Regions from separate parts of the Homo sapiens genome. Here region 2 is linked to region 1. A link is an interaction called in ENCODE POLR2A ChIA-PET data of the cell type or tissue named here. Cell type or tissue: HepG2. All regions are shown on one strand. Links, peaks and the distances in the headings refer to the core of each region. The heading gives the core; the rest is flanking DNA.

Region 1 (5,377 bases), core at 290-5,289:
GGCACACAGCTAAGCCTATGATTCCCAGCCTCCCCCGCAGTCAAGTGGCCTCCTGGGACCGGGTGCTGGCTAATGGATTGTGGGTGGAAATGACGTTCGCCAGTTCCAGGCCTGTCCCCGAGCCTCCCACGGAGAATCCAGTGGAGGATAGTGAGGCCCTAAAGACATGAGTGAAAGGAGGCATCCTGGCATCATCTTTGGCCTCTGCCAAGTCCCTGAGTTGCAACGGAGTCAGATATGAATGAGAAACACACCTGACTGTGTTCAGCCTCCGAAACCTGGGCGTTACTTGTACTAACATTTGGCTCAATCTGACTAACACCAAGCGTTAAATGACATATGCATATATAAAATATTTGACTCATAGAACGTGCTCAATAGTTTTGCCTAAAATAGAGGGAAGCAATTCAAATGAGCAGTTTTTTTTTTAAAGGATTTAATCATCTTTCAAAGTAACTTCATCTCTATTGTTTTATCCCCCAAATGCCTGGGAGGTAGACAGATGCTCTTTAGACTAGGTAAGGCATCTCAGAGAGACTAAGTGACTAAGCCAGGGCCCCAGGGGCTGGTGGCAAGATGGAGACAGGCACCCAGGCCTCCTCACCTAGGTCTCCCCGGCACTGGAGCATGTCAGTGTCTGAGGTTGGCCAGAATGACTTATTCACTTATTTAATTCCCTCAACAGCCCTAGGAGGTTGGGATTAATATATCTCCCATTTTTACAAATGTGGAAACTGAGGCTCAGAGAGATTAAGTGACTTGCCCAAAGTCCCACAGCAGGCTGGGTGTGGTGGCTCAGACCTGTGATCTCAGCACTCTGGGAGGCTGAGGCAGGCAAACTGCTTGAGCTCAGGAGTTTGAGAACAGCCTGGGCAACATGGCGAAATCCCATCTCTAGAAAAAATACAAAAATTAGCCAGGCGCAGTGGTGCACACCTGTAGTCCCAGCTACTTGGGAGGCTGAGGAAGGAGAATCGCCTGAGCCCAGGAAGCAGAGGCTGCAGTGAGCTGAGATCACACCATTGCCCTCCATCCTAGGCGACAGGAGTGAAACCCTGTTCAAAATAAAACAAAACAAACAAAAAAACCCTAAAATCAAACAAACGAACAAAAAAAAACAAAAACAAAAACAAAAAAGTCTCACAGCACCGGGATGTGAACCCAAGCAGTCTGGCTCCAGAGTCCCTATCCTTAACTACCACTTGCATCCATCTCTAAAGTCTAGCTCATCACTGCACTGTTCTGCCCCTTAGGCTTGTCATATATTTTGGAGATCTTTCCATATCAGTGCACAGAAAGCAGTCTTATTCTTCCGACCAAAACCCTTGAATGAATGAAAAATATATATGTATATATATACACATATATTTGTTGTTGTTGTTGTAGAAACGGGATCTCGCTATGTTGACCAGGCTGGTCATGAACTCCTGGCCTCAAGCAATCCTCCTACCCAAAGGGCTGGGATTACAGGCATGAGCCACCGTGCCCAGCCTGAATATTTTATAAAATGTCTCCTATTGATAGACATTTGGCATTAAGTACATTCAAATCGTGGGCAGCCATCGCCATCATCCATCTCCAAAACACTGCCAGCTTCCCAACCTGAAACTCTCTACCCATTAAATGTGACCTCCCCATTCCTCCCTTCTCCAGCTCCTGGAAACCGCGTCTGCTTTCTGTCTCCACGACATTCACTACACTAGGTATCTCATACAAGTGGAATCACATAGTATTTATTCTTTTGTGACTGTCTTATCTTTCTGCTATTACAAATCATGTTCTGGTGAATTTCACTGGAGTTACTATATTGTGAGAATTTAAAGAAAAAGGATAAATTATACAGATATATCTGGCATAATACAGAGGAACCAACAATTAGGGAGGGAAAGTGGGCAACTGGGGGAGAGAAAAAGGGAGAGTTTTTTAAAAATTCCTATTCTTTTTATACCTTTAGAATTCTGTATCTTGTTCATATATTACCTCCTCAAAAATATTTGTTTAAAAATTAAAGGTAACCACTAGAAAAAGATAATAGAAGATGCACAAATTCCAAGCCCTTTATTGACCCTTATGGCACAGACCACAAACTGTCCAATAAAATCCATGTCCTATTGTGTTGTCCATAGTCATAGAACAGAAGCTGGCAGGTGGCTGGCCTGCTACACATTTCCCAGCCTCCTCTGCAATGAGGCTTGTCCATGTAGCTGAGACCCACAGTGGCATCTGAGGGGAAGTGATGTGCCTTTTCCAGGCCAGTGGCTCCCCCTCCATGCTTTCTGTCCCCTTGCTGTGAGCCAGTGCAAGGATGTGGCTGCAGCCCAGCCTCAGCCATGAAGATAGCACGACGCCCAAAGAGATGGTAGAGAAACATGATGGAAGGAGCCTGGGTCCCTGAATAATCCTGTGGGGCAGAGCTAGCTGCCCACCTGGAACTTGAGCTGTTATACAGGACAGAAATAAACTGTCTCATTTAAGCTAGTACATTTGGGGATCGTTTTGTTACAGCAGCTAGTACCACTTTAACTAATATAACCCATTTGGGGTTATTGGAAACTGCTTCCAGTGATATCAGGGAAAGATTTCCAGGGAAGAAAGGAAGGAATGGAAGCTAAAGTGGTGCTTGAAGCTCTTCTTGAGGCATCTGACAACACACCAGACTCAGAGGTTTTGGGGTGAGTTGGGAGGAACATCTCCATTTTCAACAAAAATTCCTAGTCATGATCTGATCTTGTTTGGGCTGATCCCATCACCAGGCTGCAGTGACAACAGTCAGGATCATGGACTTTGGCCCTCTCTCAGTCACTAACTTACATAGCCTGCCTGTGCAAGTTACCTCACAGCTTGGACTTGTATTATTTTTAAAATTAGGCAGAAGCAGGGACAGGAGGTAGAAGCAAGTCTCTCCAGGGCCCCTTCCTGTCCTACGGTGTATGAGGCCACGCCCAGCTTAGAGGGAGAACAGGACAAGGACTCAGGTCTGACTCCTTGGGTCTAGGCTTTTCCCTAGGACCTGCTGGATTAAATGTTGACTTTAAGGGGTTAAATGTCAGATGCAAAAATGGCAGCAGGTAATGTACCACCCACAAGCCAAGAGCTGGTTGCTAGTTTGAAGTTTCACAAGCCAGTCCTGCAAACAGGTGATGGGGGAGGATCATCCTAGGGTGTCAAGAGTTCGACGGGACATCCTAGGATATCAAGAGTTCAACGTCTTCTCACTAGACCACTGAAGCATCTCCACTTTAAACTACAATTCCTGCTTAAGACCTCATCTTGTGTGGGCTCAGCCCATCTCCTCTGTGCCTCTGCTGAGCATAAAAATATGCAGCTTTGATCCCTTGGGACTTACTGGCTCCAACAACAAATCAGTGTGGATATGAGACTTTGAACCTTGCTTGATTTCTCAACTTGGTAAATAAGAACATGGAGCAGGTGTGGAGAAGCAATCCGGGTGAGAGGTGGCTGGAAGATCCCAGAAGTTGGCTAATTTCAAAAACAGCCAGCATCTCAGCTGAAGTGCCATCTGAACCTACCTGAAGTTCGGTGTAGAGTCCAAGGGAGGGGCAGAGGACACTCACCAACTGGCCTTCTCGGGCAGAGCGGGGCACACCCCCAACACCCAGAGGGAGGAGGAACAGCCCAGCCCCACCCCCAATCTGGCTCGCTCCCCTTCCCCTCTGCCTCCTTCCAAGCTGCTTCTCCAAACCTCCCAAGGCAGCAAAGACAGAGCCTATTTAAAACAACCTCCAGAAGGTAATTAAACAGAGCCTGAAGGGGATCCTTCTGTAAGGCAAAGAATGCCTCCATAAAACAAACAAAAAAAACTTCCTAATTTATCAGTTGGGCCAATCGCATTATACCTCACCATTAATTTTGTTGCCATGGTTACTCCCAGGTAATATGTACCTATTGCAAGTCTATGTCAGGTGAGGGTACCCCCAATTCTACAGACTCACGAAAGAAGAGGGACTCTTCGCCTAGTTCTGCAGCATAGCACACAGCAGCAGTTGCAACTTCCCTATACACGCAGTTTGTTTCTATCCAGACCTGGGTTTAAATTCTAGATCTCCCGCTTGCTGGCTATGTGATTTAGGGCAATACGCTTAATCTTTCTGAGCCTCCTCTTCCTCATTTGTAATATGAGGATGTGAATATTTTCAAGGTTATTGTGAAAATTAATAATTAATTTAACAAATTTACTTATTTAACAAATATTTATTGAGCATCTACTATGTGCTGAACACTGCTCTAGGTGCTAAGGACACATCAGTGACAAAAACAGGCCAAAATCTCTGCTTTTGTTGAGTTTAGAGGGTTGCACAGACAGACAAACGATAAGCAACACAAACAATAAATAAGCACATTTTCTGATATGTTAGAAGGAAAAGTGCTTCAGGAAACTAGGGAAAATAGACCAGGACAAGAGGATAGCAAGTGTGAGCAGGTGGCAGAGATGGAGATTACAGACATAAGTAAGATAGTCAGGGTGGGTCTCACTGAGGTGATATTGGAGGAAACACTTGAAGGAGAGAATGAGTCATGCAGCTATCTAGTGGGAGATTGCTCTGGTAGACAGAACAGCCAGTGCAAAGGCCCTGAGGCAGAAGTGGGCCTGTCTGGTATGTTTGAGAGACAGCAAGGAGACCAGTGTGACTGCAGTGGACCAAATAGGGGAGAGCAGTAGGAGACAAGATCAGAGAGGACTGGGGGCTTTGCAGGCCAGGTTAAGGACTATGGCTTTTACTCTAAGTGCAAAAGAGGAACACTATAGTTTCTATTAGAGCAGTGGTTCTCAACTAGGAGGTGGATTTTGCACCCAGGGGACATTTGGCAACATCAGAAAACATTTTTGATTGTCATGACTGGGGAGGGGAAGCTAATGGCATCTACTGGGTCACAGCCAGGCAGGTTGCTAAACACCCTCAGTACACTGGACAGCCCTCGCAAAAAAGAATAATCTGGCTCCAAATGCCAATCGTGCCAAGTCTGAGAAACCCTGGAGCAGAGGAACAAACAATGTCCTGTATAATTTCACAGGTCACTCTGTGTGCTGTATCAGCAATGGACAGAGGAGCCCAGGTAGTATAGGCAGATCATCCAGGAGGCCACTGCAGGGACCCAGCCCACAAATGCATCTACAGCACTCAGTACGACACCTAGCACATCATACAAATGACTCACCTCCTACTGATCACTTGCCTGTTCTGTGCTACCAGTTAGGGCCATGCTGGGCCTGGCCCAGAGGGGCAGGGTGCTGACCAGGATCCCCAGAGCTTGATGCTAGGAGTCAGGGTAAGACTAGTGGGTCAGCCAAGCCTTCCCTTCGGCATCTGACAAACCTGCTGACGCCCACAGAAGACTTGGGGCACAAGTATTTTTA
Region 2 (5,377 bases), core at 61-5,060, 160 kb after region 1:
CGACAAAGCAAGATTCTGTTTCAAAAAGAAAGAAAGACAGAAAGAAAAAAAAAGGGCCCTTAAAAGGATTCTGTCTCTCTCTCTCACTCACTCACTCTCCTTCTATAACTCCATCTCCTGCTTACCCACAAAAGAAAAAAAATCCTCCCTCCTCTCTAAGGGCTATGAGCACAGAAGAAAAATCAATTCAATTCCATTTCAACCATTAAATAAACACTCTCATCGTATGATTTGAGTCAACAGAACTATTAGGTTGGTGCAAAAGTAACTGTGGTTAGACCGGACGTGGTGGCTCCTTTCTGTAATCCCAGGACTTTGGGAGGCCAAAGCAGGCGGATCACCTGAGGTCAGGAGTTCGAGACCACCCTGGCAAACATGGTGAAACCCTGTCTCTACTAGAAATACAAAAAAGCCAGGTGTGGTGGCACGCGTCTATAATCCCAGCTACTCAAGAGGCTGAGGCAGGAAAATTGCTTGAACTCAAGAGGCAGAGGTTGCAGTGAGCTGAGACTGGGCCACTGCACTCAAGCCTGAGTGACAGAGACTCAGTCTCAAAAAAAAAAAGTAATTGTGGTTTTTACCATTAGTTTCAATAGCAAAAACTGCAATCACTTGTGCACCAACCTAATGGGTTTGAATTCTGGCAGGTCACTAGTTGTAAAAGAAATCACATTACTGCCCAAGATCCAGTTTCCTCATCTGTAAAATGGGGATAACAGTATGATTGTGGGAATCAAAAAGAATGCACAGGTGTGCCCCTTGCAATGTGCTTATGCTATAACAGGGGTTCACTGGAGGACCATCCCTCTTTCTTTTCCCTTTTTTCAGAAACTAGAATGATAGGGGAGAGAGAGAATTCAACTCAACCAATATGTGCTAAGCACCGTGGAAGGTGTGACTAGCGGATAAAAAGATGAATACGGCACTGAAGTGGGTCTTGGGTTGTCACAGGGGTGTGCAGAGTGAGCTGGAAGTTCACAGTCCTGAACTGAGTTTTCTCTTGGGCAAGTCACTCCACACTTAGTGGGTCTTCAATGTCTTCCCTTTTCAGTACAAGAAAGGGCTGTCAGGGCAGGCACACAGTGGCTCATATCAAAAATCCCAACACTTTGGGAGGCTAGGTAAGAAGATTGCTTGAGGCCAGGAATTCGTGACCAGCCTGAGCAACATAGCAAAAGCCCATCTCTGCAAAAAAACAAAAAAAAAAAACATAAAAAATGAGCCAGGGCTGGGGCGGTGGCTCACACCTGTAATCCCAGCACTTTGGGAGGCTGAGGTGAGTGGATTACCTGAGGTTAGTAGTTTGAGGCCAGCTTGGCCAACATGGTGAAATCCCGTCTCTACTAAAAAAGCAAAAATTAGCCAGGTCTGATGGTGGGTGCCTGTAGTCCCAGCTACTTGGGAGGCCAAGGCAGGAGAGTTGTTTGAACCTGGGAGGCAGAGGTTGCAGTGAGCCAAGGTCGTGCCACTGCACTCCAGCCTGGGTGATGGAGTGAGACTCCATCTCAAAAAAAAAAACAAAAAACAAAAAAAAAGGCCGGGCATGGTGGCTCACGCCTGTAATCCCAGCACTTTGGGAGGCCAAGGCAGGCGGATCATGAGGTCTGAAGTTCGAGACCATGCTGGCCAACATGGTGAAACCCTGTCTCTACTAAAAATACAAAAAAAGAGCCAGGTGTGGTGGCACGCACCTGTAGTCCCAGCTACTCGGGAGGCTGAGGCAGGAGTATCGCTTGAACCCGGGAGGCAGAGGTTGCAGTGAGCCCAGATTGCACCACTGCACTCCAGCCTGGTAACAGAGCGAGACTCTGAGAAAGAAAGAGAGAAAGAGAGAAGGAGAGCAGGAGGGAGGGAAGGAAGGAAGGAAGGAAGGAAGGAAGGAAGGAAGGAAGGAAGGAAAAAAAAGAACGAAAGAAAGAAGGAAGGAAGGAAGGAAAGAAAGAAAGGGCTTTGACTAGTTTGCTGCTAAAGTCCCAACCAGCTGTATAAAGTGCTCCAAGTGAATAGAAAACATACTTATCTCACTGCACAAGGGTTATTTGCCCTGGCTGTCAACCTTCCTCTCTGACTAATCCTTCTTCTTCTGTCCTTGCTGTCCCTAAACATAGCAGTCCCCAAGGGATCCATACAAGCCCCTTTCTCTTTTACTACAGCATTTTCTCTCCGTGTGATCTCACCCACTCTCATCCCTTGATAGACTTCCCTCTCTTCAGATGCCTCTGCAGAGGAAAGTGTCCTCCACAGAGCCCTCCTGGACCTATGAAGTTATTACTTTATCTATTTATTTATTTATTTATTTATTTATTTATTTTTGAGACGGAGTCTCACCTGTGGCCCAGGCTGGAGTGCAATGGCACGATCTCGGCTCACTGCAACCTCCGCCTCCTGGGTTCAAGCAATTCTCCTGCCTCAGCCTCCTGAGTGGCTGGGATTACAGGCATGCACCACCATGCCTGGCTAATTTTGTATTTTTAGTAGAGACAGGGTTTCACTATGTTGGCCAGGCTGGTCTTGAACTCCAGACCTCAGGTGATCTGCCTGCCTCGGCCTCCCAAAGTGTGGGGATTACAGGCATAAATCACTGCACCTGGCCTATGAAGTTATTACTAATCTCTCCATCCTTTGTACTCCCATAGAATCCATCCCTTTGGTTTGGCAGTTGCATTAGCTAGTTGTGGATGAGTCTCTCTGTCCCCTCCCTCCACCCTCACCGTAAGACTCTGAGCTCCCATTGGGCAGGAATTGTATATTTCATTGCACTTTGTACCCCTCATAAAACCCAACACAGAATAGGCCTCAAACAAGTAAATGTTTGTCGACTTCAGTCTAATTGAAGGGCATAGAATTTCAGAGAAAATCTTAAAGGCAGCATACATAAGAAAAAGTTAGGAAACACTAGGTAACTGCAAAGTGCAATGTGTTAGCTGTGCATTCCAGGGAGGGAGGAACAAACAACCAACCTTGTTTGCTCTTGGCCTGTCAGGTGCAGGGGAAGCAGGAGGGGCAGGGGAGGGGAGAGCAGGTGTGGGCTGGAGCTGAGACAGCCCAGGCAGGGGGTAGGGGGAGGTGGTATGGGGCCTCCCCAAGGCAGCTCTGGGGCCCTCTGACCCTGCAAGCTGGGCTTGACTTAGGGCACGTTGCATGGCAGCCCTCCATCCAGGTCCAACAAACTCCATCATCACCATTTAGCACCTTTCTTCTGCATGAAAAAGCTTCCCTTTGGAAAGACAAGGAAGAAGAAAAGAGAGAGAAAGAGAAAGGAAGGAATAGAGGGAAGGACAAAGAGAGGGGAGGGAAAAGAGAGAGAGAGAAAGAAAGAAAGAGAGATGAAGACCCTGCAAAAGGAGAGTGAAAAAGGAGAAAAGGGACAAGGATTCACAGGGTGTTGGGAAAGGGCAGCAAAGGGGCTTCCTAACACATCTTCCCCAGTGACTCTGAGATCTCAACCAGTGCTCAAAACGTTCTTCTTCCCTCAATCCAGAGAAGGAAACTCATTCTCTACTTAAGTGAGATAACCCAAGTGCAAAGCTTAAGTGATCTGTAAATATTACCCATTATTATTATTACCATTTTTCCCTCCTTCTCCTCCTTGCTACCCAGCTCACTTGCATATTAATGGGTTTAGACAAAAAAAAGGAAGGAAAATCCTTTAGTGGGGAAAGAGGGTTGGGAAGTGGGGAAGAATTTGGCTGGAGGACAGCTCGAGAGCTCCTGGACAAATTTATTTGTTCTTTTTAAATATTTTTATTTTAGTTTGGCCAACTGAGTCCCTGGCATGGACTAGGCCCTGAGGATACAGCAGGTCACAAGGGCCATGTGAATTTTTACAGTGTCTTAGAAATCAATAAGGTAATATCAATTACAATTTAAAAATATAAACTCTTACAGGTTTCTGTCCATTAATACTATTCAGGGATCTTTTTGTATAGAAATAAAAGAGCCAGTACACAATATATATTTAAAATAATGTTTCTTACCAGTTCTGTTTGTAGGGCAGAAGCAGAAAACAACCTGAATGCCTTTCAACAGAAGAAAGGTTGAATAAATTGTGGCACACCCATACTGTGGAACATTAAGCAGACACTAAAAAGAATGAGTTAGGTCTAAACTGGGTAGCTTGGAGGAATTTCCACAATTAAGTGAGAAAAAGAAAACTGATTGTTCAAGGTTGAGCGCCAAAATTAATTTCATCAGAAAATCCTGGATTGCTTCTAGGCACTGGAGATCTAGGGAATGCTTAAGTTGCCTCCAGGCTTTTGCTACTATAAAAGGTGCTACAATGTACATCCTTATACAGGAATCTTTGAAAAGGAATCTTTTGACATTTTAGTAGCTATTGCAAATTATTCTCCTGGCTGGGCTCAGCGGCTCACTCCTGTGATCCCAGCACTTTGGGAGGCTGAGGCAGGCGAATCGCTTGAGCCCAGGAGTTCAAGACTACGCTGGGTAACATAGTGAGGCCCCATCTCTATTAAAAAAAAAAAAAATCCCAGCACTTTGGGAGGCCAAGGCAGGCGAATCACTTGAGCTCAGGAGTTTGAGAACAGCCTGGGCAACATGGCAAGACCCCATCTCTACTAAAACTATAAAAAAATAGCTGGGCACAGTGGCACGTGCCTGTGGTCCCAGCTACTCAGGAGGCAGAGGTAGGAGGATGGCTTCAGCCCAGAGGGTGGAGGTTGCAGTGAGCTGAGATCACCCACTGCACTCCAGCCTGGGTGTCAGGGCAAGACCCTGTCTCCAACAACAACAACAACAACAACAAAAAGAAAGAAAGAAAGAAAGAAAGAAAGAAAGAAAGAAAGAAAGAAAGAAAGAAAGAAGGAAAGAAAGAAAGGAAAAGAAAAGAAAAGAAAAAGGTTTTAAATTTTAAAAATTTCTCCAAAAATTTGAACTAATTTACATGCTTCCCTGTAATATATGAGAGGGCCTATTTCCCTTCATTTTCACCAACACTGGATATTATTAATCTTTTTAATCTTGGGACTCAAATAGTCAAAAATATCATTTATTATATTTATATAAATTTAAGCATCTTAATGTGCTTATAATCTTTTAAACACATTGAGCATCTTTTAATGTGGTTATATCTATTTGTATGTCTTCTGTGACTTATGTTGCTCATTTTTCTTTGGGGCTATCTGCCTTTATTGACTTGTAAGAACTTTTTTTTTTTTTGAGATAGAGTCTCACTCTTGTTCCCCGGGCTGGAGTGCAGTGGCGCAATCTCAGCTCACTGCAACCTCCGCCTCCTGGGTTCAAGCAATTCTCCTGTATCAGCCTTCCAAGTAACTGGGATTACAGGCACCCACCACAATGCCTGCCTAATTTTTATATTTTTAGTAGAGATGGAGTTTCGCCATGTTGGTCTTGCTGA

What was found. ChIA-PET counts read pairs that join two places held together with the same protein. Peaks named below come from ENCODE experiments on the same cell type or tissue, not always from the same donor. Only the 100,000 strongest peaks of a DNase experiment are listed, where the experiment ranks them.
Region 2: POLR2A ChIA-PET joins it to region 1 with 8 read pairs; 3 of 35 experiments call an interaction of 5 or more read pairs at or near these places.

What each region holds. Positions count from the first base shown.
Region 1 is chr2:73,029,011-73,034,387 of GRCh38, forward strand. The region is part of intron 3 of SFXN5 (sideroflexin 5); the gene reads right to left. Among named protein-coding and RNA genes, the nearest start is that of SFXN5, 40 kb to the right of the region's middle. In HepG2, for the core only: no CTCF peak of the experiment used is centred there; DNase peaks (open chromatin) are centred at 2,801, 3,381 and 4,991; H3K4me3 peaks cover 1,353 bases.
Region 2 is chr2:73,188,964-73,194,340 of GRCh38, forward strand. No RefSeq gene overlaps it. Among named protein-coding and RNA genes, the nearest start is that of NOTO, 11 kb to the right of the region's middle. In HepG2, for the core only: no CTCF peak of the experiment used is centred there; a DNase peak (open chromatin) is centred at 2,818.